Regions from separate parts of the Homo sapiens genome. Here region 1 is linked to region 2. A link is an interaction called in ENCODE POLR2A ChIA-PET data of the cell type or tissue named here. Cell type or tissue: GM12878. All regions are shown on one strand. Links, peaks and the distances in the headings refer to the core of each region. The heading gives the core; the rest is flanking DNA.

Region 1 (15,220 bases), core at 3,895-11,894, 89 kb after region 2:
AAGACACATACTGAAACAAACAGAGAAAAATGGAATTCAGATGTTAGAAGGCAGAGAGTTCTTGACCCTGGAAAGAGTTAAGTCGAGTTACAATCACTGTTTGTAAAGCTGTTTGATCTGCAATGTTAGCACTGCTATGGCCACAGTCTCATATCACTAAGGATTACATTCAACTGCAAGTAACCCACCACCAGACTATAGTGGCTTAAACAAATAGCCATTTATTATTGTGACAAAACAAGAAGTTGGAGGTAGCAGCTGCAGGAATTGGTTCAATATCCCAATTATGGCAGGAACGGCACCTTTGTGATTTTCTCCTTCGTTTTCTCACGGTCCAAGATGGTCATTGCAGTTTCAGGAATCATATCTTATTAAAGGCTGATGCAGTCCCCATGCCCTTCTTTATGAGTGGGGAATCCTATACAGAGTATAAGGGAGGCTGTTAATGGGAGTAGCTTAATGGCTGCCAAGGGCTCAGAGAAATCTTTCTTCATATTTGTAGAGCCCAGTTTCTCATCAGAGGACTCTTAGCTTAGATTGGTGTTAAATGCAAGTAGTCAGGTAATGATCATTGTGATGGTTAATATTGAGTGTCAACTTGATCGGATTGAAGGATGCAAAGTATTGTTCCTGGGTGTATCTGTGAGGGTGTTGCCAAAGGGGATTCACATTTGAGTCAGTGGACTGAGAAAGGCAGACCCAGCCTCAACCTAGGTGGGCACAATCTCATCAGCTGGCAGCATGGCCATAAAAAAAAGCAGGCAGAAGAATGTGGAAAGACTAGACTAGTTGAGTCTTCTGGCCTCCGTCTTTCTCCTGTGGTGGATACCTCCTGCCCTCAGACATCAGACTGCAAGTCTTTGAGGGCAGCTTTGGGACTCTTGGGCTTTAGACCACAGACTGCAGGCTGCACTGTTGGCTGCCCTACTTTTGAGGCTTTGGGACTCGGACTGGCCTCCTTGCTCCTCAGCTTGCAGACAGCCTATTGTGGGACCTCACCTTGTGATTGTGTGAGTCGATACCCCTTAATAAACTCCCGTTTATGTATACGTATATATATTAGTTCTGTCCCTGTAGGGAACCCTAATACACTCATTTATAAATTAGTAGATTGTGCCACTGCTGACACCTGCTTGCCTAACGAAGCTTCCTATCTAGTTAACTGACAGTGTGCCCTTGTGGGACTGTTATCACTGACATCAAAAGGATGTGGGGGGAGGGGAAAAATCCCACAGTGGGTCTTAAGAAGACAGTTCTACAAGCACATCACTTTTCAAAGGTTTAACACCATTTAAAAACCATTTCATGTTACATACAATATAGAAAACATCCTCAAATGGTTTAAAGATACGTTCCTGTGACTATGTAAAGCTGGCAGTCTTCTGTGGAACTCTATAGAGTTTTCTCAGATCCTCAGGAGATTAATTCAGAGATGAGCTAAGCTAACTTGGGAATCAGTCCCTGGAGCTGGGTTGTGGATGACAACAATTCCAGCTTTTTCTTTTAAACATAACAAAGCTCAAGCACCATTATATAATGGTAATGTAAATCAAAACCACTGGGGAAAAATCACCCATAATTCCACTACTTTAACAAATAAACCAGTTTCATTTTTCCATGTATCTTTAATGATGATTGACATATTTCTTTAAATGACAAATCACCCATCTAAATGCAAGCTGCTCTTGAGCTATGAGAGATGGTTACAGAGCATTTGGGGGTTAGGGCCACACAAGAGGTTTGATTCACTGTCTTTAAAACTCTTCTGACCCTTACAAAGTAGCAAATTTTAAAAATCGTAATTTGTGTACACATCTTGTCTGTTCTAGATTATAATCGCTCAGAAGACAAATGAGAATCATGGTTTACTCACAATTGCATTCCCTGAAATACCTAGTTCATAAAAGACATATGTACCTTGTCCATAAAACACAATTAATAAATATTTATTGAAAAAGTGAATGGGGGCAGAGCACCATGGCTCATGTGTGTAATCCTAGCACTTTGGGAAGCCAAGGTGGGTGGATCATCTGAGGTCAGGAGTTCGAGACCAGCCTGGCCAAGATGGTGAAACTCCATCTGTACTAAAAATACAAAAAATTAGCTGGGCGTGGTGGCATATGCCTGTAATCCCAACTACTCAGGAGGCTGAGGCAGGAGAATTGCTTGAACCTAGAAGGTGGAGGTTGCAGTGAGCCCAGATCGCGCCACTGCCCTCTAGCCTGGGTGACAGAGTGAGACTCCATCTCAAAAAAAAAAAAAAAAAAAAAAAAAAAAAAAGTGAATGCGGCTGATCAAGATGGGGGTGTGGAGGCTAGGAGTGAGACCAGGAGGTGATAGCAAGGCTGCCTGTTTCCCAGCTCCTCTCTGGTTTGGCCAGTAACACAGTCTTGCATGAGAAGAGGGCTGAAGGGGAAGGGAGTGTGGGACACCACCATCAATTTTCTCAGTGCCGCTCTCTGGAGTCCCTGTCTGCTTCTGGCCACCCTAAGCTCTCAGCTCTATTTACCTACAGACCAGAGAAAAAACATTGTGCGATCTTTGAGACACTCTGCCCTCTGGTATCTACTTGCCAGAGTTGCTGTAAGGATTGCATGAGTTCATATATGTAAACTGCTTGACAAAATGCGTGACATGTGGTGTATTCGGAGATTAGGTAGAGTCCATGGGGGCACAGCCAGAGTAACAGACAGTCCTAGAAGAGGCATGCTAGAGACAGCCCGGAGCAGTTAGGGGCCCGAGGACAAGAAGTAATTTGGAGATAGCCAGTTAAACGTTTACCAGCACACACTGAATAGAGGCATGTGCTGGGACAAAGAGCCGTGTACTTAGAGACTTCAGGATGAAAATGCAAATGGACAAAACCATCAACTCCATCAGTGGGGGCAGCAGAATACCATGAGTGGCAGAGAAAGGAACATTTTCATTCAGGGGTCATCATCCAGGAATAAGACCAAACTAGTCCTTCCACAGCAGAGACCAGCAAAGATCCTGGATACCAACTGGATCTGAAGCCCCTCCCCCTACTGCCCCAGAATGCTGCAATCCAGTATCACTGAGCTGCCATCCTGAGGATGCCACTGGACATCTGTCCCCATGACTCAGTCATCCAGAAGACTGTTTAAAAGCCGAGACTAGGCCGGGCGCGGTGGCTCACGCCTGTAATCCCAGCACTTTGGGAGGCCGAGGCGGGCGGATCACGAGGTCAGGAGATCGAGACCACGGTGAAACCCCGTCTCTACTAAAAATACAAAAAATTAGCCGGGCGCAGTGGCGGGCGCCTGTAGTCCCAGCTACTCGAGAGGCTGAGGCAGGAGAACGGCGTGAACCCGGAAGGCGGAGCTTGCAGTGAGCGGAGATCGCGCCACAGCACTCCCGCCTGGGCGACAGAACGAGACTCCGTCTCAAAAAAAAAAAAAAAAAAAAAAAAAAAAAAGCCGAGACTATGAGACTTTTGATTGGCTGGTCAGTTTTCAAATAGTTGGAATCTAGAATCCAGTTCTCATCTTAGATTCACTTTTCCACCTTGACTTTTACTCCCCCTTAGCGAGGCACACATTGTCTTCTGGTGCTCACAGGCCATAGCAGTTAAAGTGGTAGACATCTATTTGTTTCTGTCTTTTTCTCCATAGTGACCAGTCCTGATGGACTATTCACAATCGCTCCTCCTTGGCTTATCAGGCCTCATGCAAATCACATGCTGTCCCAAATGACCAGTGAACTGCCTCCGAAGGAACCAAAGTGACAGGGGCTGTGGAGCTGAGGACCTCTCTCTAATCCCTCCAGGCTGAAAAATTAATGGCCCACTTTTTCTGATGGTAAAATAATAATTAGTATGATTAATATTAGTAATAAAATTATTAAATAATGTAAAGCTTGATGAAATCTCTTTGGGTGATAGGAAAATGAATTGCTATAGGATCTTGGATTCTTGTACTAAAAAGGAGAATTTTTTTTTTTTTTTTTTTTTTGAGATGGAGTCTTGCTCTATATCCCAGGCTGGAGTGCAGTGGTGCAATCTCAGCTTACTGCAACCTCCACCTCCTGGATTGTAAGCAACTTTCTCTGCCTCAGCCTCCCAAGTAGCTGGGATTACAGGTGCTCCCCACCACCCCCAGCTAATTTTTGTATTTTTAGTAGAGACGGGGTTTTGCCATGTTGGCCAGGCTGGTCTTGAACTCCTGACCTCACGTGATCCACCCGCCTCAGCTTCCCACAGTGCTGGGATTATGGGAGTGAGCCACTGTGCCAGAGAAATTTTTTAAAATGGTGTGTGTGTGTTTTTTTTTTTTTTGAGATGGAGTCTCGCTCTGTCGCCCAGGCTAGAGTGCAGTAGCGTGATCTCGGCTCACCACAACCTCCGCCTCCCAGGTTCACCCCATTCTCCTGCCTCAGCTTCCCGAGTAGCTGGGACTACAGGCTCCCGCCACCAGGCCCGACTAATTTTTTGTATTTTTAGTGGAGACAGGGTTTCACCATGTTAGCCAGGATGTTCTTGATCTCCTGACCTCATGATCTGCCTGCCTCGGCCTCCCAAAGTGCTGGGATTATAGGCGTGAGCCACCACGCCCGGCCTAAATGGAGTTTTTAAACTGTTCTACACTAGAGGATGAACAGCCTGCTTTCTGTAGACCTCCTGATTACGTTATCCTTGATCTTATATACATTAGACTCTGGTTGGAGAGAAAAATACACACACACGCCAAACAGATTCCATTATTCTCAGTTTAGAAAAAAAACCTCATTAAATTTGTAGGTAGTACCTTAGTGATAGTGCTGATAGGAGGTGAACTAAATTCAAGAATGTCTGTTGAATCCATTACCTGCACTGAAAAAAAAAAAACCGGGATTTTACGCTTATACAGGGCCATTTTGACCTGGCTACATCAAAATGGCTGCTTAAAAATGTCCTGCTTCAGACTTGTGTTGTATTCGGTCTTGCAAACACATCCTATCCTGACCACCTCACTCCCTGCTCCTTAAAACTATACCCTAAAGAACACAGGAGCATTTGCCTGTGACACAGATCAGGAAGAATCCATTCACAAACAACCATAACAATATGCTTTTTACACATACTAGGAGCAGAGGTAAAGCCTATGCAAATTATTTTTCTTCATCATATCTTTTAGGTATAATTTTAAAATTCTAGACATTCAACGATCTGCAGGTGATTGGTAATACTATTTTGCTGGCTGCACAATGTGAAAATACTATAGCATATAATGAGAAGTAGGGAACAATTCTATCTTTTGTGGTCAAGGCCCTCACATGTCAGACATGTTGTGGTTTTCTTCTGCAAAAGAAGCGGGAGGTGGAATAGGGAAGTAAGGAGAAAAGGGAAATGACTGAAGAGATTCAGTCATTCATTCAACAAATACTCATTGAGCCCTACTGTGTTCCAGCACTATTCCAGGCACTGTTAATAGAAGCAAAACAAAGATCTCTGCATTTGGAATTCTAACTGGAATAAGGTTATACCGGACATGAGTATGGGAACTGTTGGTGCATAATGATGTGTAATGTTCTCATTTGAGTCTATAGTATACTTCTTATAGCTACGTTGGAACATACCGTAGATATTAAATGCAAATATTCACCTATGAGAATTCTTTTTTTGAGACGGAGTCTCGCTCTGTCGCCCAGGCCGGACTGCAGTGGCGCTATCTGGGCTCACTGCAAGCTCCATCTCCTGGGTTCACGCCATTCTCCTGCCTCAGCCTTCCGAGTAGCTGGGACTACAAGCGCCCGCCACCGCGCCCAGCTAATTTTTTTGTATTTTTAGTAGAGACGGGGTTTCACCGTGTTAGCCAGGATGGTCTTGATCTCCTGACCTCGTGATCCGCCCACCTCGGCCTCCCAAAGTGCTGGGATTACAGGCGTGAGCCACCGCGCCCTGCCGAGAATTCTTACAGCAATTGTGGTGGTGCTGTTCTTGATGCCATTGGTGAGCCAACATTTACCACATACAAGAAGGTGTGTAGAAACCCAAAACTGAAATTAGAGGTAGGAAATATGGCTGGAAAATGTTATAGAAATGCCATATATATATTTTTTTTTCAATTTTGTGAGCATTTATTTGTTAATTTCTAAAGTTCTCGCTCCCTTTAAAATATGTCCCTTCTTCCCCCCCAACTTTTATTCCAGCTGCAGGGGGTATATGTGCAGGTTTTATACATGGGTAAATTGCATGTCACAGGGGTTTGGTGTTCAGATTATTTTCTCACCCAAGTAATAAGCATAGTACTCGACAGGTAGTTTTTTGATCCTCACCCTCCTCCCACTCTTCACCCTCGAGGAGGCTCCAGTGTCTGTTGTTCCTTTATTTATGTCCATGTATACTTAATGTTTAACTCCCACTTCTAAGTGAAAACATGCAGTATTTGGTTTTCTGTTCCTGAGTTAATTTGCTTAGGATAATGGTGTCCAGCTCCATCCATGTTGCTGCAAAAGACATGATTGCATTCTTTTTTATGGCTGCATAGTATTCCAGGGTGTATATTACCACATTTTCTTTAACCAGTCCACCACTGATGGTCATCTAGGTTGAATTCCATCTCTTTATAGCCTCATATTTTTGTGGTACTGTGGCTTCTTCCTGGTCTTTGTTACAGGAAAGACATTTAAGTGATGTCAGCTATAAAAAGGCTAAAGTTTGTCATCTGAAAGATAAAACACCAGAATCTCTACCTTTAGTTTCATCAACATTTTCCAGGTCTTTCTTCTATATCACCACCTAAAAATCACTTATGATCTTATGAAAGTATAAATTCCAGAGAACAACAATTTGTTTTGAAGACTGTGATAGACACTGCTAGTTACCTGTTTAGTGACCATTTCCCACTTCTTTCTTGTTGAGATAATTCTAATTTTATTAGGGCAGCAATGGCAGTTCCTGGTATAGATACGAACTTTTCCAGCCAAATCGGGGGCCACGTGACATGGTTCTGGCCAATAAGATGATACAATAAAGAAAGATATAGTTGGTACCATCTTTGCCTTCTTTTTTCCCTCTGTGGCCTTGAACAATATATATGTGATTCCTGAAACTGCAACAGCTATCTTGGACCCTGAAGAAAAGAGTGGAAAATTACAGAGGTGCCATTTCTGCCACGATTGAGATATTGAATCAATGCCTGCAGCTGCTACCTCCAACTCCTTGTTATGTCACAAAAATAAACGGCTGTTTGTTTAAGCCATTGTAGTCTGGTTTTCTGTTACTTGTAGTTGAATGTTATCCTTGGCGATATGAGACTGTAGCCATAGCAGCACTAACTCTGTTGATCAAACAGCTTCACAAACAGTGATTGTAACTTGACTTTACTCTTTCCAGGGTCAAGAACTCTCTGGTTTCTAACATCTGAATTCCATTTTTCTCTGTTTATTTTGGTATTTGTGTTTCATGTTGCAGACCGTTTTGAAATGTCTGGGATCCTTGGCTGGCTATTATTTTTAAGAGTGCCTCCTAAAAAGCCTCTTTGGAAACTCTGGGTGCATTGGCAATGTGTGTTGCCTAAAGGGCTTTTCTGTAGGATGATTAGATGGTGGACCAGCTTTATTATTGGGGAACCCTGTAATGTCAGAGCCTGAAGGCCTTTTCTCTCGGACTATCCAGTTTCTCCAGAGGATTGATTAGGTTTGGTGGTGGTGGGGCACGGGGTGGGGGTAGGTACATGCTTGGTTACTGGCATTTTGAGAGCAGGAAAGGGACATGCCTGACATGTTCACAGTTCGGTACATAGTCTCTTACATGAAACTACAGTTTTCAGGTCTGTAACTCATTTTGTCCTGCATGTAGCTTAATCTTCAAGTTCAGAGACTGCTGGGTTAATCAGAATATGAACCTCCATTCTCTTTTGGGGTAGTGAGCAGAGAGGGGTCTGGCTGCTTGAGAGTTGTTGAGGAGACTGGAAGTCCAACCATTTCCCACACATGTAGCCCTCCAATCTTAATAATCTTGGAGTCACAGCTTCACTTCTACCTTCTGTGGCTCTTGCTGCCTGCAAGCACTGAGACTCTTTACAGCTCATTACTCATTGAAATTCCCCGCCAAGATGCTTAGATTTCCACTTCCTCTATCCTATTAAGTCATTTTTACTTCTCCATTCACTTTCCATCTTCCCTAAGTTTGTTGAATATTCTTTGTTCTTGTTTCTTCTCCAACTTGTGGCTGGGGGCTAAAACCTCTTTTCTGTGTATTCCTTTACTATTGTGTCACTGGTGTTTGGGAGGAGGCACAGAAGTGTGGTCACTCTACCATGTTTTCCTTCCTTTTTCTAGTTAACTTTATTTTGAATCCCAGAATGTACGGTAGTGAGCATTTATCCTAGTCTGTTTTATGTTGCTGTAATGGAATATAACAGACTAGGTAATTTATAAAGAAAATGAATTTATTTCTTATAGTTCTGAAGGCTGAGAAGTCCAATGTTGGGGGGTCTGCATCTTATGAGGGCCTTCTTGCTGTGTTATAACCATGGCAGAAGGGCAAGCAAGCACACAGGACAAACAGACAGGATGGGGGCCAAACTTATCTATTTATCAGGAGCCCACTCCTGAGATAACATTTTTTTCAGGGCCTAATCATATCTTAAAGACTCCACCTCTTAATACTGTTACAATGGCAAATTAAGTTTCCAACACATGAATATTGGGAAACAGATTCAAACCATAGTAGCATCCCAATAGTTGGCTGTAGGAATGAAAACCCCTGAGAAGAATTGAATAGTTCAGCGGATTGTGGCAGGAGCTCAAATCACTTATTGGTGAAAGAAATCCTACCCAAACAGGTAGGATTACAAAAGAGGAATTCCAAAAGAGGAATTTATTGGTTCACTAAAGTGGGTGGTTCAAGTTGAATGGACACTTTTGATCTAAAGGAGAAATTCAGAGCGTGAATCTATTATGTAGGAGGAAGAAAAGCTCCTTAGGTTAGTTAGTAGAAGTAAAATGAGTTAAATCAGTAAATTCAGGGCAAAGTGAACCTGTCAGCCAGAAGTTTTAGAAAGGGAGAGAAAGCAAGGACACAAATTGGCAGAAATTGCAGAATGTTTATGTGAAAACAAATGCAAAGGGAGCCAAGAATCCATGGGAATTTCACCTGGTATGATTCAAGTTCCATTCAAGTTGTGGTGTGCTGTTTGCTCCCCTTCCAGTTCTGACAATAGCACACCCTCTTTATGATAATGACAAAGACCACATTGAATAAAGTCAACAACAATTAGGGGCAAAACTATAGGTGGTCTAGCTAACTGAACCTTGGGGGACTATCTGGAGTGGAGCTTTGAAAGTGATTTGTGCCACCGATAAAATAATAATATTGGCTGGGTGCACCGTGCCTGACACCTGTAATCCCAGCACTTTGGGAGGTCAAGGTGGGCTGATTGCATGAGCTCAGGAGTTTGAGACCAGCCTGGGCAACATGATGAAACCCTGCCTCTACAAAAAATACAAAAAAATTAGCCAGGCAAGGTGGTGTGCACCTGTAGTCCCAGCTATTTGGCGGGCTGAGGTGGGAAGATCACTTGCACCCAGGAGGTGGAGGCTGCAGTGAGCCGAGATCCTGCCACTGCACTCCAGCCTGGGCAACAAAGTGAGACCCTGTCTAAAATAAAATAAAATAAAATAAATAGAAGAATAATATCAGAAGGAAAACAATTTATGTTACATAAAAAGGTTTAGTTAGACTCTGCAGGCTTGATAGTGATTGTAGGTACTTCCAACTGTTGTCTCTCGCCCTGACTTTGGTCAAAGTTAACAAAGACAGTGAATTGTGTGTTTGTGTATTCTTATTGTCCCACCAGTTGTTTTGTTGGCACCACTGCCTGGAAGAAACCCCAGGAACCCAGAACTGGGAAATGCTGGGAGTCTCTACTCCTGATGACCTTGGGAAACTGGTCTGGATTGGAGCAATGAAGCCTACTGTTCCTGAGTGGATGGTAGGAGAAAAAAAGAGTCAATGTGGAACCAGCTTCAGACAGAACTGGGATCCAGGGGCTCAGATGATGTCTTTAGGGCTGTTTTTCTGTCTCCTAGCTCTGCTTACCTCTTGCAGCTTCATTCTGAGCTTCTCCAATCCCAGGCTCCTATGTTCTTAGCTTAGTAAATCTGGTAAAAAGAGCCAGTCTTTCCCAATAGCTCTGACAAAAAACTCCTGGGGTTGATTCTGATATGTTCTACTTGGTCACATATATCTCTCTGGAACAACCAAGCAGACTAGGGAAATGGGGAACTCTGGTTGGCTTTGTCGGGTCACTTGCCTACTCTTGTGATGATGGCTGTGTAGCCCCAAGTGAGAGTTCAGCTCCAGCTGAGACACATGGATCGGGTTCCTCACAGGAAAGAGAGTTCTATCATAAGAAGGAGGAACCTGGCTATTAAAAATGAGAGCTGTCCATTACAGGTTCACTTACCACCGATGGATTAGAATCTTGCCCTTGTGTGCTGGCTAGCATAGCCCCTAACACAGATCACCTCATTCAATATAAAACATTCTAAACTTTCAGAATGGACACAGAACTGATTTGTTCTATGTAGCTTTAAGTGAACTTTAATTCAGAGTAATGATCATAGTACCTGCAGAAGTGATGCTATTACACTGTTACTTCATAGCTTCATAATATTAACTTGACAATCTGGTAACTGTGACCACGGCAGTGGCCAATGGTGGAGGAATACTTTTAGAGTCGGGGATGTGTCTCTATTGGTTTGCAGTGCCCAGCCTACTTTGAGCTAGGCTTCATCTCACTGTCCTTCATTATCAAAAGTTTTTGATCCACTTATTGGAATTTTTTGTCCATTGAAAAATAATGTAATGATGACTGCTTATGTAAATTTTACCTAAAAATGTCTACCTATGAGAAAATAGAATTTGCTTTACATCTTATTTATAGCGAACTTTTATGAAATACTTATTTTTAAAGTGAGGGACACCTGTGAAATATAAAACTGGGAATTGGTGGTGTATTTTTTTTTTTGTAAATCAGAGGTAGTTGGAATGTTCCCATACCTAGTCAACCCATGGAAACCAAAAAAAGTCATAATAACACTAAATGCCTAACTGAAAGGTTTCAATAACTTCCCCTCACAAAATCTCCACCAGTTAATCTGGGAGTTGTGAGCAAGTTTCCTGTATGTCCTTAGGAACAAGTCTGCTCATGTTCCTATGAAGGTCCAGTCTCCTGGCAGAAGTCCCTTGTTCCAAATCTGTTGGATGGAGGCGCTGGCCCTGTTGATGGGGCCCTTCCTGTAATTTCTGATTTTCTGCTGCCCTGTGCTTCACAGCACTTGGTGGACTGCTTTGCTCCCACTGTGTAGAAATGAAGGCAACGCCTCCAGCCCACTCTACCCTTTATTACCTGGGTCTCAGTGCTGTACATGCTGAATCTGACAATATGGCATGAGAAAGTTCCTTTGTCTTCTAACACTGATCTTCATAAAGACCTAATTGGGTCCACAGGACCAAACGGGTTGGGGTAGAGTAAAGGTGGAAGAGCCGAGAGGCCATGTTTTTCTCTCCACTCTCTTGAGATTCTTGCTCATAGCCTTTTACCTTTTCCTTTCTTCCTCAGCCTCCAAATTCCCCCAAGCCTCCAGGCATAGCTCTCCAAGTCAAGCATCAAATACCCCTGCACTTATTTATGGAATCACATATATGCCTCAGAACAGGAAAGGGTGATTGTCAACCATCTACATCTGCCTCTCTGGCAAGGTTTAGGCACTGGGTTACCCACTTCTCAGATATATTGCTTTGTAGAATAATATTATTGAGACTTTCTAAAACAGTTTAAAATCACCTGTTCTACCGGAGCAAGGAATAGAATGGCCATTTGAATATTGACAATTTTATTCTTTCCCAACCCTACAGTGTTAGAGTAGCCTACACTCTTTGTTCTATATTACCTACTTATGTTACTCAGCACATGTTCACAACTGAAGCTCTATTTCTTGTGCTCAAATTCACTAAATGAGAGAATGAACACGGTAGAACATTCTGCGAATGTTAGACGCTGTAATCCTTAATACATTTTTAAAAATAAAATTGAGAATTGTCAAAATATTTTAAGTAACTTTCCCATTGACGCCAAACATACATTAAATTCTTACTCAAATCCAGTGTTGGGTAGCAGTGATGGAATAATTCTGAATTCATTTTTTTCTTATACAAAATTTCCTTAGAAATTCTTTCTGATTTTGAGCAAGCTCCAAGAAGCATTCTGCAGAATAAGAATTATGGTTAGTACTAATGAGTCATTCTGTCCTTCTCCATCTGAATCACATATCAGTTCTGGCCTTATGGGTTTTTAAAAAATGATTTTGCAATCCTCTAAATAAAGTTTCCTTTGATGTCATTATAACGGGAGATTAAAATTATCTCTAATAATGAAACTGTATAATAACTTTTAAAGATTAAAACTCCTTAGAAGAGTTTGTGACTCACAACAGTACTCAATTTTAACCTTTAATATTTTTATTGCAAAAATATTAAAGAGGATGTTTAAAAACTTCAATGACTTCATCATCCTATTAGAAATGCCTTTTTAATTTTTCCAAATTTCCTCCCAGCTTTCTCCACATATGCACACATTTTTACATAGCTGTGATCATAGAGTATAACCCATGGTTCTCAACTCGGGGTGATTTTGCTACCTGTGGGGAGTTGGGAATGTTTGGAGACATTTTTGATTGTCACTACTGAGGATGGGTGGCGCTAGTGGTATCCAGGGGGCAGGGGTCAAGGGTGCTGGTAAACATTCTACAACGTACAGCTCCCTCTCAGCAAAGAATTATCTGGACCAAAATGTCAATGGTGCCAAGGTTGGGAAGCCCTGGTACACATGGTCACACTTTTAAAAATTAGACTTTTCAGGCCAGGCGCGGTGGCTCATGCCTGTAATCCCAGCACTATGGGAGGCCGAGATGGGTGGATCATTTGAGGTCGGGAGTTCGAGACCAGCCTGACCAACATAGTGAAACCCAGTCTCTACTTTAAAAAAAGCAAAATTAACTGAGCATGCTGGTGCATGCCTGTATCCCAGCTACTTGGAAGGCTGAGGCAGGAGAATCACTTGAACCCAGGAGGCGGGGGTTGCAGTGAGCCATGATCGTGGTGCCACTGCACTCCAGCCTGGGCAACAAGAGCGAAACTCCACCTCAGAAAAAAAAGAAAAAAGAAAAAAGAAAAATTAGACGTTTCAAAACTTTCCATCAAATAATAAATTGTTTTTTATTGTCACGAGTCTTATAATTACCCCTCAGTATATCTAGTTGACAATCATAATTTATCTAATGATTTCTTGACTCTTAGATGTCATAGATAATATTGTGAACATCTCTATGCATATGACTTCTATATTGGTTCGGACTAAACTTCAATTCTCCTGAGTAAAATTACTTTGACAAAGGATATTATCATTTTTATGGCTCTTATACTTGGTATGGGGATCTTATTAACTTTGGTAAAACGCATTTGTTATTAATAATTTATCAGAGAAAGTTAAAGTCTGCCTTTGACTATAGCTTCTAATGCTATTGTTTTGTAAGTGGGAAGTAATGGCACTGGGGGAGGGTTCTAACTGATGGTTTTAGCTTTTGAATAATGATGTCGTTTCACATTGCAGGGAGGATATCTCTTTACCCTCATTTGTGTTACCCACTGTGTCTGAAATCTCACATAAGTCTGTGGAGGAAAAAAGATATAACCATCTGCCTTAGCCTTCTTTAAGATATGAGTCCCTGGAATGGACACAGAGCGGGTTGGGACTGTGTCTTATTTATTCTTTTATCAGGGCCCACCACAGGGTCAGGTTGAAATGTTTATCATAAATGTTTGTTGAATGTAGGAGAGGTAACACATGAAGTGACTGAACGTAGCTGACTTTACTGGGGCAGACGACAGCAGAGGAAGCAGTGTGTTCCCATAAAATTATTGTTTTGTGGCAATGTTTTAGGATCCACAGATTTGTATGCCCGATCCACAGTAACAGGCCAGTTACACTGAGACAGCAGCAGAGGGTTTAATGATCACAGGGCGCCGAGTGAGGAGATGGGAGGAGAACTTCGAATCCATCCCTCCCAGGAGTTCTGGGCTGGGGCTTTTAAGGTGATCATGGAGGCTGAGGGGCTGGAAAACTGGAGTTGTTGATTGGTCAGGGTAAGGGGAATAAAATCATCAGGATGTAAAAACTGAATTCCTTGGTGAGTGAGCTCCTGGGGGTTCCTTCAGACCAGCTGATGTCAGTAGTGTTGTTGATACGTGGGACCAAAAAGAATATATCAAACGTAAAACTAAACATTTAATAATGTTCCAGTTGTTATCTATTGAGGAGTTAAGGGGAACTAAAATCTTGTAACAGGTTCTATGTGATTCTGAGGCAATAGCACCAAGCAACCATGAGGAAGCAGTCAGAGAGCAGCTGGCCTCATGATTAATGCTGAATGGGCGGTGAGCTTGGTTTATTTTTGTTTCTTCCCCTCCCTCCTTCCCTGATTAATTTTATAAAGTTTATAGGGATGGCTTCAGGAACACATGAAAATCATCGTGTTTCGATTTGTTCTTATAGTCATCATTATACTTAGTGATAAAGACTGTTGCTTTTGCTATCAGACTCTGCTAGAAATATTTGCTAACATTGGTGGTGGAAGCCAAGATATCAAAAGTCTGGGCCGGGCACGGTGGCTCACGCCTGTAATCCCAGCACTTTCGGAGGCCAAGGTGGGTGGATCACCTGAGGTCAGGAGTTCAAGACCAGTTTGATAATCTGGAGGTCCATAGGCAATCATCCTTCTCCACTACAAGACTGGACAGAGTTAATGTTTTAAAGTTGTGAAGTAGATGAAATTTGTTTTTGGTGATTTCAGCTTTCTTCACTCATTTTTTTTCTTCTGGCGTCTTCCTTCCCCGGGAAGGGCATCTCACCACACAGTGCCCTTGTGGTGCCGCAGCCATTCAGAATGCCACACCACAGTGCACATAGGATCCCTCAACACATAAGGCTGTGGCTACAAAATTCTCTCTCTTCTTTTCTCACCCAATAATTATTTCCCTCTAGTGCCCCACCACTAGCTGGATGATGGGGTGGAAATGCTGCTGCTTGTGAAAATAACTCAATCTGACTAGGTAGAACTATTTTGCCTTCCCTAGTTTAAAAGAACTTGAGTTTTGTCTTACTGTATACAGGACCAAAAGCAAAAATGATGGGCTGGGCGCGGTGGCTCATGCCTG
Region 2 (15,220 bases), core at 3,756-11,755:
GGGACTACAAGCACACACCACTGTGCCTGGCTTATTCTGTTTTCTGAAGCTTCCTCTTCTAGTGATTTTTAAATTGAGAACAATGGTTTTTAAATGATTTTTTTGAGTCATGAACTCCTTTGAGAATATTATAAAAGTTATGAGATCTCTCTCCAGTAAAATGCACACACACATACAGAATGTTCCCAGAGCCTCTGAAGCCCCGCCATGCATCCCTGGCTAAGAATCCTTGGTCTATAGAATATGTTCTACTTATAGTGCCATTCATCACAAAACAAGTTGCACCGTCATGACCTGATGTTGAAATGCACATTTGGAATCTCACAGTCACATAACCTCAAGTGTTTGCTCAAGCAACACAGATTCCTCCCATAGCAATGTGGCAAAAACTTTGTGTAGTACACCAGGGCCTCCTTCTGGACTGTTTATGATTCCTCCATACTCTTGAACACGTACACAACAATCTGACACGCGAAAGGCGCAGAAGCTGGTCTTAATCTGAGCAAATCAACAGCTTTCAGAAGCTGCAGGGAAATGAAGCATCAGAGAAAGTGAAAATTGTCCCTAATGATAGCTCAGAAAATAGGGCTGATTAGGCAAACTGCATATCCCTGGGTTTCAGTGGATCCCAGAAGTCATGGATTACCAATCACTGTTACCACCCTCCTAGGAGCATCCTGCTCACCTGTTTGGCAGTTAAACTCAATAGAACAGATTTTAGAGTCAGGCAGGCCTGGATTTAAAGGCTGGCTTTCTTTGCTGTATAAATTTGTGGAGGCTGCTTAGCTTCTCTGAAGCTTGGTTACCTCATCTGTAAAATGGGGATAACGAGACTCTACCTCATAGCATTATTGCGAACACTAAATGAAATAAGGCATGTAAAGTGCCCAGCACCCTACTCAGCAAGTGGTAAGTACTCAGTAATATGGCTGTTACTATGGACAGTAGCAGAGGGAAATAACAGCGTAACTCTGGAGTTAGGAAAACTCGATTGCAGGCCGGACACGGTGGCTCACGCCTATAATCCCAGCACTTTGGGAGGCCAAGGTGGGCAGATCACTTGAACCCAGGAGTTCAAGACCAGCCAGGACAACAAAACCCTGTCTCTACAAAAAATACAAAAATTAGCCAGGTGTGGTGGTGCATACCTGTGGTCCCAGCTACTCAGGAGGTTGAGGTGGGAGGATCACTTGAGCCCAGGAGGATGAAGCTAAAGTGAGCTGTGATTGCACCACTGCACTTCAGCCTGGGCAACACAGCAAGGCCCTGTCTCCAAAACAAAAAATAAACAACAAAAACGCCTTGATTCTAGATTTTGACTTCACCAATTACTTACCAGTTTAACTTTGTGCAGGTTACTGAACTCTCCCATTTTTAGCTTCCTCAACTGAAGCACTGAAATATACAGACTTGCTTAAAGAATTTTAAAAGCAAGACCCAAGTATATGCTGCCTTCAAAAACTCACTTCACCTATAAAGACACATAGACTGAAAGTGAAGGGATGAAAAAAGATATTCCACAGAAATGGAAACCAAAAGTGAGCAGGAGTAGCTATTGCTTGCATCACACAGCATAGACTTTAAAACAAAAAATGTTTAAAGCGACAAAAAAGTTCATTACATAATGATAAAAAGGATCAAGTCAGCAAAAGGCTATGACAATTGTAAATATGTATTCACCCAACCCTGAAGAACTCAGATATATAAAGCAAATATTATTAGAGCTAAAGGAAAAAAATCCAACTATAGGCCCCAGTACAATCATAGTTGAGAACCCCTTTCTCAGCATTGGACAGATTATTTAGACAGAAAATCAACAAAGAAACATCACAGGTAAACTATACTATAGACCAAATGAACCTACAACATTGATCTTACTCTTTTATTTCCAATGCTAGTTGACTATCCATTGAAAACTAGTCTATGACTTTAAAGCAAACATACTAGGTTTTCTTACTGGTTGTTACATGCTTCTCAGAATTATCTGTATTGGAGTGGTTCACAAATTGGAAATCAAATATTGAGGGGATTTGTTAGTTTGTTTCAGTTTTGCTGTTTTTCTTCTTTTTGTTTGTTTAACACAGAAAGTGGTTACTATTTTCTCCAGTGGCTAAAAGGAAGGACTAGAAAGCAGATAATTATTATATTGCCTTTTTCTCTACACTTGGCTCTGCTTGAGAGCCAAGTGGGTTACACCCTGTTTCAAAGTGTAGTTCAGCCGGGCGCAGTGGCTCACCTGTAATCCCAGTACTTTTGCAGGCTGAGGTGGGCGGATCACTTGAGGTCAGGAGTTCAAGACCAGCCTGACCAACATGGTGAAACCCTGTCTCTACTAAAAATACAAAAATTAGCCGAGTGTGGTGGTGCACGCCTGTAGTCCCAGCTAATCGGGAGGCTGAAGCAGGAAAATTGCTTGAGCCTGGGAGGCAGAGGTTGCAGTGAGCCGAGATCACACCACTGCACTCCCGCCTGGGCAACAGAGCAAGACTCCATCTCAAAAAACAACAACCCCCCCGCAAAAAAAACCCCAAAGTAGTTAAATGAGCTAATAATGCATGTACTATATGTGTTTAGACATGTCTGGTACATATTAGACACTCAGTAAATAGTGGCAATAAAGATGATGATGGTACTAATAATAGTTAATACTTACAAAGCTCTTACTAAATGCCAGGAACTGTTCTAAGCACTTTATATGTATTTTTTTTTTATTTAGTTGTCACAACCAATAAGGTAAGTCCAATTATTATCATTGGATGAGGCCTATAGAACTCAAATAAATTGTCCTAGATCACACAGCTGGTAAATTTTTTTTTTTTTTTTTGAAGCAGGGTCTTGCTCTGTTGCCCAGGCTAGAGTGCTGTGGCACGATCACAGCTCATCACAACCTCGACCTCCTGGAACCAAGTGATCCTCCTGCCTCAGCCTCCTCAGTAGCTGGGACTACAGGTGTGTGCCACCATGCCCACCTAATTTTTTAATTTTTTTGTAGGGATGGGGTATCTCTATGTTGCTCAGACTGGTCTCAAACTCATGAGCTCAAGCAATCCTTCTGTCTTGGCCTCCCAAAGTGCTGGGATTACAAATGTGAGCCAGCACACCTGACAAGATTTCAACCTAGACAGAGCTTGAGACCATGCCCTAAACCACTGTTTTCCTGAGAATAATGTGTCAAAATCAGCCCTGTAAATCAGCGATTCAAGATCACTTCACTAAGGTTTGAGACACTTCCCGTTTCTGGCTGGAGCTCCCCTGCCTGCCCCATCAGTTTTCATGGCATGAGGGGGGCACCACTGTCCAAGAACAGGAGGACTGCTAGGGCCACATGCTGTTCTAAGAGAACCAAGACAGCCTTCTCCAAATCTTTCTAGATCTGCCGTTAGGATCAGTCAGCCAATGGCCACTGACTGCTCTAGTATGAGAGAGACAACCCTTCTGCCTGACCACACCAAGAGAAGGCATTCAGGGTTTGCTTGATGATTTCATGAGGGGAACATATTGGGGTGGAAGAATGTTCCCTGCATGCTTATTTTGCTACTTCCCAGCAGCTTGGGTAGGCTCCGGTGACAATGGTGTGATTAGGGAGCCCATGCTGATGGCAGACCCAGGGCCTCCTGCTCTCCTCCAAAAGTCGCAAGGCTCCCACAGTCACGACTCACAGGAAGCCAAGAAGGGCACTAGGGACAGGTGGCAGACATCCCAGCATCGTGAAAAGGGTGGGTAATTGAACACAGCTAGGTTACATTAATCACCCAGGGTCAGAGAACAGAACCAGGAAAGGAGAGAGGGGAGAAATCAGTCCAGCCTTTCTGGTCACTTGGCCCAGGAGCAGTGGCACAAAATGGTTTTATGTGGGGGATTTAGCCCCTGTAATCTCTATCAGGGCACCCCCTGCTTGCACATCGCCCCAAATAAACATACAACCTAAATTCGAGGCCAGCCCCAGCCTCCGCTCTGATGAGATTGCTGTCCTGCGCTCCTCCTTTATAGAAACGCAGGCAACACCATGGCTGCTCAGTCACCTATGGTTTAGTGGGAACATAGAGGCTTTCATTTGCACTGCTGGAGTCAGAAGCAGGGAGCCCTGAAGCCCAGGGACAGTCTCCTAGATCTAACTATCTGCGGGGATTAACTGGTCATTATCGCCTCTGGGATGTGTGTTCTGCAGACCCTGCTTTCTATTTGTTCCTTGCATCTGGCCCTGCCCAGAGGACTGATTTCAGCAACTATAAATTTGGAGGGTGCTGTCCATCTTGGAAAGGATTCTGGAATGGAGACCTGAAAGCGAAGAGGAAACATGTTTCCCAGGAACCAAATACAAATATGTTCAAATACAAATCATGCCTGACCACTCTCTAGGCTTCTCTGAGTGGGTTACAAGACTACAGGCTCAGGGAGCTTCAGGAGATATGCACCATCAGGGCTTCAGTGAGCACAATCTGTAGGGAATTGCCACATGGCCTCTGACCTTGTGTATGACTAGGTGAAGATACATATTTTTCTCACAATATAACAGACAGCATGAAGCTAGGAGGCAGATACACTTGGGATGACAGAACCAGGAATCCAAAAGATAGTGTAAAGTAAGGGTAAAATGCTGACTAAAAGAAGAAATTTATGAATAGCAGGAACAGATATGGTCTTGGACTTTAGTCAACAATGAAACAAAACCAACCAAAGGACACTGCTCAGATTTAGCTTCTTGTCACTGTTACCCTGGGCACAAAACATAATCTTGTGAGGCCCCACTTCCTCACTTGTAAAACTGGGATAACAACAGCCCCTACAACATGGAGTTGTTATGAGAATTAAATCAGTAAATGTAGGCAAAGCACTTACTTAAGATAGTGATGATGTTGATGATGATGATGATGGTGGTGGTGATGATGGTGATGATGGTGGTGATAGTGATGATGATGATGGTGATGGTGATGGTGATGGTGGTGACAGTGATGGTGATAATGGTGGTGATAGTGATGGTGATGTTAATGATGATGGTGTTGATAGTGATGGTGATGGATGATGATGATGGTGATGGTGACAGATAACACACAGTGCTAATCATAGTGCTTCTCACTAGGCAGTCTCATTCCAGAGACTATGTTCTTAACCACCTTGCTATACTAACTCTCATAAGTATTAAGTATAATTATTATGATAATAACTGACTAGGAAGAAATGTGGCTGATCCACAGCATGGGTGAAAATGAATTTAAGGATGATGGCTGACAGCAAGTTCAACACGAGTCACATAAAGGCTATCTGTAAGGCCAGGTGTGGTGGCTCATGCCTGTAATCCAGGCAATTTGGGAAGCCGAGGTGGGCGGATCACCTGAGGTTGGGAGTTCGAGACCAGCGTGACCAACGTCGTGAAACCCTGTCTCTACTAAAAAATACAAAAATTAGCCAGGTGTGGTGGTGCGCGCCTGTAATCCCAGCTACTCAGGAGGCTGAGGCAGGAGAATCGCTTGAACCTGGGAGGCGGAGGTTGCAGTGAGCTGAGATCGCGCCATTGCATGCCAGCCTGGGCAACAGAGCGAGACTCCGTCTCAAAAAAAAAAAAAAAGGCTATCTGTAATGAGGTGGTGACAGTCCCAAGCTACTTTTTGCAGCATGGGTATCACAAGAGGAGAGGCCTAAAGACACATAGAGCAGGATCAGAAGGAAATGACCAGGGGCTGGTGCAGTAGCTTACGCCTGTAATCCCAGCACTTTGGGAGGCTGAGGTGGGTGGATCGCCTAAAGTCAGAAGTTCAAGACCAGCCTGGTCAAGATGGTGAATCCCCGTCTCTACTAAAAATACAAAAATTTGCTGGGTGTGGTGGCAGGCACCTGTAATCCCAGCTACTCGGGAGGCTGAGGCAGGAGAATCGCTTGAACCCAGGAGGCGGAGGTTGCAGTGAGCCAAGATCGCACCATTGCACTCCAGCCTGGGCAATAAGAGTGAAACTCCGTCTAAAAAAAAAAAAAAAAAAGAAGGAAATGACCAGTATGACCAAACCATAGCATAAGAAAAATAGCCAAGACCAGGCATGGTGGCTCATGCCTGTAATCTCAGCGCTTTGGGAGCCTGAGGCAGGAGGATCACTTAAGCCCAGGAGTTTGAGACCAGCCTGGGCAACATAGTGAGACCCTGCCTCTACAACAAATTTTTTAAATAATAGCCAGAGGACCTGGCATGTTTTGCCTGAATAAAATACTTGGGGGACATGCCAGCCACTTTCTAATGCCTTAAGCCTGCTACATAGGATCCAAGGCCCAGAAGTAGGCCAGGTGAGGGTGAGCCCTAGGTAGACAGATCTCACCTCAATACAGGAAGGCCTTTTTGACATGTTGACCCAAGATGCACAGTAAGCATCCTGTCCCAGAAGCATCTGAGTGCTGGCAGAATGCAGAAGTCTGGGACTCAAACACTGGATAGGGGAGTAACTATTTTATAGGCTCTAAATAGCTCCTCCAAGTGTGGACCTAGGACCATCTGATGACCACATGCATCACCCAGGGGCTTGTTAGACACATAGATCCAGAGGCTCCACTCCAGCCACTGAGTCTGAATCTGCATTTTCACAAGTTGCACAGGTGATCTGTGTGCACATGAATGCTGACAAGCACTGATGTGGAGATCATCTGAGGAAGCCCCAGGTTCAGGTGGGCTGCTGCTCTGAAAAGCAAAAGTTGGGAGGGACACTGGGGCAGCAGGAAGAGCACGTGGTGCTAGAGTCTGGTCTCCATGAGGATAGCCCAGCTGTGCTTCCAGCCCAGCTGCTCCAATTATGTCTGTTTCTTTATCTAGTCGGGCTCAGAAGAGTCAGTCAAATTTGCATAAGGAGGCCTGCGGTAAAGGGGCTCATGGGCACAGGTACTCATCTGACACCTCATTAAGCCATCTTCGTAAATCATCTCTAGAATGCCTGTTGTTATTTTAGGAAACAACATAAAGAGGATGATAATTAAAAGTAACACCCTGGGTGGGAATTTTTACTTCCTTCCAGTGGTTGGCAAGTAAAGCACCTTGGGAATTTTTTGGTAAGGTAACATTTCTATACATTTTTCACAGATCACACAACATCAAAGCTTGTCTATGCTGCAGGTTTTTTTCCCTTTCCTCTGCTGGTGCTTTGGGTTTGCGGCTTTATTCTGTTGCTGGCTTTTTGTCTTATGTTTTTTTTTTTTTTCCTTTCCACCGAGCATTTTCTGATTTTACCTTGACTTGCAACGGGGGAGGGTATTGCTTCTGGATGTTAGATGACATCCGAAGCATAAAATGCTAAACCAAGCTGCAGGTCGTTTTCAGGTGAAAAGGCAATTTTACGCTTCATGGTTGGGACCACGTAAGGCATTTTCATGGTGGGGTATTTTTCATCTTAGATCCATCAGGATGACATCCAGGGATTTGCTGTCTAGTAGAAAGTTCACCTTTCAGTTACCCACTGTCTGTCTGCAGCCTCCTAGTCCTGCTGCTCTCCTGCACAGGCACAAGGGCATTCCTGCTAGACCTGCTCCCCTCCTGGGACTGCCAGGCCCCTGATGTTGCCATATTCCCCTGGTTTTCAGGGCCCCTTGCCACGCGTCTTCCCTGTCCCCCACAACCCTCACTGCCTACCTGTCTAGGCCCACTGTCTAGGACCTGAGACCCTTAGTAACACTCCTTGATCTGCCTTACACCCTGTCCTCCTGCTCCTCCTCTCTGATAAAACCCCAACTTCAGGTCATCCCACCATTTGCCTTCTCTGCTCCTGACTCCGCCCTGCCGAGAGAGCTGGAGAAAGCCCACAGAAGCACCGGCAGAGGCCACCACAGATTCACGGTCTCAAGCCTTCCCTGGATTCCTCTGCTCTCTGACAACCATTTTACTTGTCCTAAATCAGCTCCTCTCCTTCAAAAAACAAACAAACAAACAAAAAAAACTGTTATTTGACCCCACTTCCCTGCCTCACAGAGGAGCCTTCTCTTTGTCACAGCTTGTTGACAGCACTTTCTTTTTTTTTTTTTTTTTTCTTGAGACAGAGTCTCGCTCTATCACCCAGGCTGGAGTGCAATGGCATGATCTTGCTCACTGCCAGCTCCGCCTACCCGGGTTCATGCCATTCTTCCTGAGTAGCTGGGACTACAGGCGCCCGCCACCATACCTGGCTAATTTTTCATATTTTTAGTAGAGGTGGGGTTTCACCATGTTAGCTGGGATGGTCTCGCTCTCCTGACCTCATGATCCGCCCGCCTCGGCCTCCCAAAGTGCTGGGATTACAGGCTTGAGCCACTGTGCCCAGGCGACAGCACTTTCAATACCAGTCCTTTCTGTTAACTCACTGAGGTAGCTTCTAGGATGCTGGGACAGATTCCATGGCCCTGTGCTAAAGCAAATGAATCAGAATCTCTGAGGTGGGGCCCAGGATTCTTTTTTATTTATTTTTATTATTTTTATTTTTTTAGAGACAGGGTCTTGCTCTGTCACCCAGCTGGAGTGCAGTGGCGTGATCACAGCTCACTGTAGCCCCTAGCTCTCTGGGCTCAAGAGATACTCTTGCCTCGGTCTCCCAAGCAACTGGTACTACAGGTGCAAGCCACCATGCCAGGCTTTTTTATTTTATTTTATTTTATTTTATTTTATTTTATTTTAATTTTGATACAGTTTCTCACTCTGTTGCCCATGCTGGAGTGCAATGGCATGACCTCGGCTCACTGCAACCTCCGTCTCCCAGCTTCAGGTGATTCTCCTGCCTTAGCCTACCGAGCAGCTTGGATTACAGGTGTGTGCTACCACGCCTCGCTAATTTTTTATTTTTAGTAGAGACAGGGTTTCACCATTTTGGCCAGGCTGGTCTTGAACTCCTGACCTCAAGTGATCCACCCACCTCGGCCTCCCAGAGTGCTGGGATTATAGGCATGAGCCAGCACACCCGGCTGCTAATTTTTATATTTTTTTTGTAGAGATGGGGTCTTGCTGTGTCCTGAACTCCTGGCCTCAAGTGATCCTTCCGACTCAGCTACCCAAAGGACTGGGATTATAGGCGTGAGGCACTGTGCCTGGCAGGGTTCTGTATTCAAGAAAGCTGCCTAGTTGGGAACCAGTTATTGGCCTATATTCCTGAATCTTTCCTCACTTTTTGTCACTTCTCAAACGGTTACAGTCTGGCTTCTGCCCTGACCACTCTGTTACATTCTTAAACGGGGTCAGGACAACAACCACCACAGCCATGCAGGTTCCCAGGTCTCCTGCCACTTGACTCCCTGGAGTATTGACACTGTTGGTCACTCCAAGACTTCTAGACACCTCTTCTCCTTCTTTGCCTTCTACCCCTGGCCATCTCCCTTGGCACTTTAAGGTAGACCCTTTTTGGACCTTAAATATTGGTGGTTGTTTCCTAGAGTTTCCCAGGGTTTGGTCCTCAGACCACTGCTCTCCTCAGTCTATGATTCCTCTCTGGTAAATCCACGTGGCTTAATCTACAAAGTACACGCTGATGTATGCCTCCAGCTGTCATTTCTCTAACGTCACACTCATGCATCCAGCTGCTGGAAGTGTAAGGTCAGGTGTACAGGGGAGATGTACACCCCACAGGCACCCTAACCTCAAATATTTCAAGATCAAATCCATAGTTCTCCCAGCCCCCCATGCCAGCTCCCCCTCCTCCCCTACTCACAACTCACTGAACATCCCCATCTCTACTGCCCAGCAGCTGCTCTAGAGTCCCGGGGTCATCACACAGCCTTCCTGCTTCCTCATCTATGCATTCAATTCAGGCCTCCTGAGTTTTACCTCCTAAATATGATTAAACTGCCTTCTTCCACCTGACCCTTAATTTGGGTCTCATCTCTTGCTTGGACTATTAAAATAGCGACCCCCCCGCCCCCCTTTTTTTTTTAAAGAGATGGAGTCTCACTATGTTGCCGAGACTGGATTTGAACTCCTAGATTCAAGTGTTCCTCCTGCCTCTGCCTCCTGAGTAGCTGGGACTACAGGTACACACCATTGTGCCCAGCTCCAACAACAGCATCTAAACTGGTCTCTGTCTCCAGTCAAGTCCCACCAGAACAGTTGCTGGGGTGATATTTCTTTGTTTCTGAAACAGAATCTCCCTCTGTCACCCAGGCTGGATCACAATTCACTGCAAACTCCACCTCCCTGGCTCAAGGAATCCTTGAGCCTCAGCCTCCCGAGTAGCTGAGACTACAGGTGTGGGCCACCGCACCTGGCTAATTTTTTTTTTTTTTTTTTTGTAGAGATGGGGTCTCGATATGTTGCCCAGGCTGGTCTCGAACTCCTGGGCTCAAGCAATCCACCTGCCTCGACCTCCCAAAGTGCTGGGATTACAGGTGTGAGCCACCACGCCCAACCTGGGGTGAGATTTCTAAAATGCCAATCTTGACAGGTCAGTTCCCAGCTTAGAATGCTTGAAAGCCCTCCATGATCTAAAGTTAAAATTCCAGCTGGGTGTGGTGGCTCACGCCTGTAATCCCAGCACTTTGGGAGGCAGAGGTGGGTGGATCACGAGGTCAGGAGTTCAAGACCAGCCTGGCCAACATCGTGAAACCTCGTCTCTCCTAAAAATACAAAAATTAGCTGGGCAGGGTGGCGGGCACGTGTAATCCCAGCTACTTGGGAGGTAAAGCAGGAGAATCGCTTGAACCTGGGAGGCGGAGGTTGCAGTGAGCCAAAATCGTGTCACTGCACTCCAGCTTGGGCAACAGAGTGAGACTTTGTCTCAAAAAAAAATCAGCCTGATGTGGTGGTGCACGCCTGTAATCCCTGCTACTCGGGAGGCTGAGGTGGGAGAATAGCTTGAACCCAGAGCGGGAAGTTGGACCACTGAACCCGGAGGGGGAGGTTGCGCCACTGCACTCCAGCCTGGGCGACAGCACAAGACTCCGTCAAAAATAAAAAATAAAAAAAATCCCAGCTCATCGGCATGGCCCAGAAAGACAATCATGACTGTACCCAACTGTAGGGCTGGGCAAATGAGGTGCCTAGGGTGCAAAATTTAAGAAGACACACACTCTCAGGTGCTGACCCTGCACATGCACGACCCTGGGAGTGGATGCTGCCTTAAATTTTGCACCCTAGCCCTTGCTCTGCCCAACTGTCTCTTTGGCTTATTGGCTTAACAGTCATCACCACTCCTGCATTCTGTGCTTTGGTACTCTCACTCTCCTTGTGGCTAGATCCTCACAGACACTGAGAGGCTTCTCACAGCTCAGGACAATCTTGAGAATCCTCTTTCTACCCTGGCTTCTACACTCCTTCAGTCCCACAGGCATTATCTCTACAACTGCTCTGACCACATTAGGTTCTCCCCATCCCTCTGAGCTTCTCAAGGGCAGAGACAGTGTTCCATCCTCTTTATCTCTCAGGCAGCATGTAGCAATCAGTAGGTGCTCTATAAATGTTAGCTGAACTGAATACAAATCTGCTCTGGGAACTTACTTGAGTTAACATCAGGTCCGTTGCCCAAGGCCCACAGTCCCACTAAGCCCCTTCAGAATGTAGTGACCACTAAGGATGGCTATGCACCAGGAATGAACTAGAGGCAGCCCTTGTCCAGACCTGGGCTGGAGGAAGGGTAGATGTGAACCATCAACTCTCCAAGGGTGGTGGTCAGAGCTCTAGCAAATAATTCCCCTTCTGACAAATTCACTGACTGTTAGCCTGCAATTTTCACAGGAATTACACATCGCCTGGCCAAGTGCTAAATTTTGAGCTTTCTTCCTGCCAGATTTCTACCATGCTGGTTCATGTTTGCCAATCTTGTAACAGTAATGTGTTTTCCAGTAGGGAGCATGAGTAGCTTCAGGAGTTATTCTAGAGGCTCATAAAAATGATCTTGTGACCATTTTACAGGAAGGATTCAGTAATGTGCCGTCTTAAAGAATACCACTGCTACCAAGAGAGGTCCTTGGAGTTTTTGCATTAAACCTTGAATACTATCTAGCAGGGACCTATCATACAATAAACAGCTCTAGGGTAAACACATTTCATAGGGTCCAATGTCATGAGTTTAACTTTTTTACTGTTGTCCAAGTACTTTCTTATCTGTAGCCTTACTTTTTTTTTTTTTAATGGAGACAGAGTCTTGCCGTGTCACCAAAGCTAAGTGCAGTGCCCAATCATAGCTCAATTTGCCTTGAACCCCTGGGTTCAAGCAATCCTCTGCCTCAGCCTCATAAGTAGCTGGGACTACAGGTGAATGCCACTGGGCCTGGCTAATTTTTTGATTCTATTTTTTTGTAGTAAAAATGGGGTCTCTCTGTATTTCTCAGGTTCTTGAACTCCTGGACCCAATCAATCCTCCCGCCTTAGCCTCTCAAAGTTCTGGGATTAAAGGCATGAACCACTGTGCCCAGCCTCAAAAAAAATATTTTTTAAATTAGCTGAGCATGATGGGGGCATGCCTGTGATCCTAGCTATGCAGGAGGCTGAGGTGGGATGACCGCGTGAGCCCAGGAGGCCAAGGCTGCAGTGAGCTATAATTGCACCACTGCACTCCAGCCTGGATAACAGAGTGAGACCCTGTCTCTAAAAAAAAAAATAATAAAATAATAAAAAGAGAATACATAGTAGGGCAACCATAGACTATCATTACTTTGAAAGAGGAAAAAAGATAAGAAAACCCCCTTTGTGGGCCAAGGTGATGCAGCAAGTTCACAAAGGATTTTACATAGAATTTATTTTATTTTATTTTATTTTATTTATTTATTTATTTATTCATTTATTTTTTGAGACAGCGTTTCTCCCTGTCTCCCAGGTTGGAGCACAGTGGCACGATCTTGGCTTACTGCAACCTCTGCCTCCTGGGTTCAAAGCAATTCTTGTGCCTCAGCCTCCTGAGTAGCCGGGACTATAGGCACATGCCACCACACCCAGCTGATTGTTTTTGTATTTTCACAGAGAGGGGGTTTCAACATGTTGCCCAGGCTGGTCTCGAACTCCTGATCTCAGGCAATCTGCCCACCTCAGCCTCCCAAAGTGCTGGGATTACAAGCGTGAGCCACCACGCCCAGCCTTGGATTTTATATAGAATTTAAAGAGCTCATGATCCCCTTGAAGTTCTTTCATCATCTTCCCAGACATACAAGAACCCTAGTTAAGAATATCTGGGTTAGAGATTCTGTGCGGTCTTTGAATCAGGGTGTAAGAAATGGACAGGACCTCAGAGTTCAATGAATATAATCCTCATCAAGTCAGATTTTACAGATTCAGTCAATGAGGCCCAGAGAATTTTCATGGCTGACTCATAGCATAGCTAGTGGATGGCAGAACGGAGACCTATATCTTGGTTTTCTGAATCCCAGTTCTCACACAGTGTTGGGCTAATATACCGTGTTTAAGGCTGGGTGCGGTGGCTCACGCTTGTAATCCCAGCATTTTGAGAGGCCAAGGTGGGTGGATCACCTGAGGTCGGGAATTAGAGACCAGCCTGACCAACATGAAGAAACCTGTCTCTACTAAAAATACAAAATTAGCCAGGCATGGTGGTGCATACCTGTAATCCCACCTACTTGGGAGGCTGAGGCAGGAGAATCGCTTGAACCTGGGAGGCAGAGGTTGCGGTGAGCTGAGATCGCACCATTGCAATCCAGCCTGGGCAACAAGAGCAAAACTCTGTCTCAAAAAAAAAAAAAAAAAAAAAAAAAAAAAAAATATATATATATATATATATATATATATATATATATATAAAATCCCACATATCATCCCACCTCAGCCTCCCAGCCTCCTGAGTAGCTAGGATCACAGGCACACCCCACCATGCCCAGCTAATTAAAAAAAAAATTACACATATTATATATATATATATATAAAAAGTATATATATATAAATAAAGTGTATATATATATATAGTGTTTAAAACAAATGTAAAGGAGAGAGGAGTGTGGAGAGACTGGCTGGGGGCAAAATAAGCAATAGTTAATTCCTAGGATGTATAGGTTGGCTATTACTCAGCTTCATTTTTGTGTTCAGTATAGATTAGTTTTCTAGCTTCAACCCGAAGAGACCAAGCCTGAAGCTCCCTTCTAGCTCCCTACTTTGGATCTGTGACTAAATCCTGATGGATTATCTGAGCAAGCTCTGTGGAGAGGCAGATAGCAGAGACTGGCCACATCATGAATTCTAAATGGCTGATGTCATTACAAAAACCATAAGCAAGAAAGAATCTACAGTTTCCAGAAAGTGGGGGGAAAAGTTTCTAAGGAGAAAGTATGACTCTTGAAGAAGGAGGGTAAGGGTCATGTAGCAAAGAAGAGGTTATTGGGTGGTCTCTGTAGGCTGGGGGTGGGAAAGGGATGCACAGCAGGGTGGGGTGTGAGGGAGGCATGCTCGGAGATCATTTTTGTTTTTGTTTTTTGACCAGTGAAATGTTCAATTTTTTTTTTAAGTTTTAAAATTTTTAAATTTTTATTTTTTTGATCAGTGAAATGAGAGATGGTTTTGGGGAGGCCTGAGAGCCGTCTAAGAGGTTTATTAACCTGGAGATTATCAAAGTAAGATTTGCATTTTAGATAGATGCTTTTACATGGAAGATAGATCTTAAGATTTTTTTTTTTCCAGTTAGGTGTTAGAGTGCAGTTGTCCAGATTATGAATCATTCATTCATTGATCCCACTTTATGAAGCCCATAATATAAGCCAGGCACTAATCTAGACAAGAAAAGATAGTCTAAAGCAGCACAGTGAAAATGGAGATGGAGTTATATAACCAACAATACATACTGAGGAGACAGATTTGAGAAATGCTTAGGAGTTAAAAATCAGTAGGACCTGATGACTAATTAAGGCAGTGGGGAGTGAAATGGAAAGAGTAAGGATACTGACAGATGCTTGAAACAAATATGTCCAATATTTTAGAATTATATAATAAATTTAAAGGAATTTTCTGTCAGGAGCTCCAGAAAGATTAACACCCAAATGCTAATACATAAAGATCAAAACAGCCTTCGTTTGCAACATCTTTGAATGAGGAGACTACTTTGGACTTTGCTATTTCTCCAAGGCAGAGATAGAGACCTGCCCCAGGGAGGTAATTATATCATCTGCCGAATTGTAGGTTTAACCGACAGAGGTTGAAATAAAATACAAAAGTCTTGCTGGGCCTCTCTCCACAGCCTCATGGCAAGCGTTTCCTACCAGAATTCTAATTTTGTCAAAATGGGGTTGCTTTGATGTAATTTTAGAATAAGCTTTTAAAAACTGAGAGCAGCAAGAACAGCAAGTGAACACAGATGGG

The links. Peaks named below come from ENCODE experiments on the same cell type or tissue, not always from the same donor. Only the 100,000 strongest peaks of a DNase experiment are listed, where the experiment ranks them.
Region 1: POLR2A ChIA-PET joins it to region 2 with 13 read pairs; 7 of 35 experiments call an interaction of 5 or more read pairs at or near these places.

What each region holds. Positions count from the first base shown.
Region 1 is chr2:38,612,504-38,627,723 of GRCh38, reverse strand. No RefSeq gene overlaps it. Among named protein-coding and RNA genes, the nearest start is that of HNRNPLL, 17 kb to the right of the region's middle. In GM12878, for the core only: no CTCF peak of the experiment used is centred there; a DNase peak (open chromatin) is centred at 8,011.
Region 2 is chr2:38,701,509-38,716,728 of GRCh38, reverse strand. The region is part of intron 4 of GALM (galactose mutarotase); the gene reads right to left. All of the region lies in intron 1 of LOC124905993 (a long non-coding RNA gene), which reads left to right. Among named protein-coding and RNA genes, the nearest start is that of SRSF7, 42 kb to the left of the region's middle. RefSeq lists a silencer at 6,715-6,915. In GM12878, for the core only: no CTCF peak of the experiment used is centred there; a DNase peak (open chromatin) is centred at 6,958.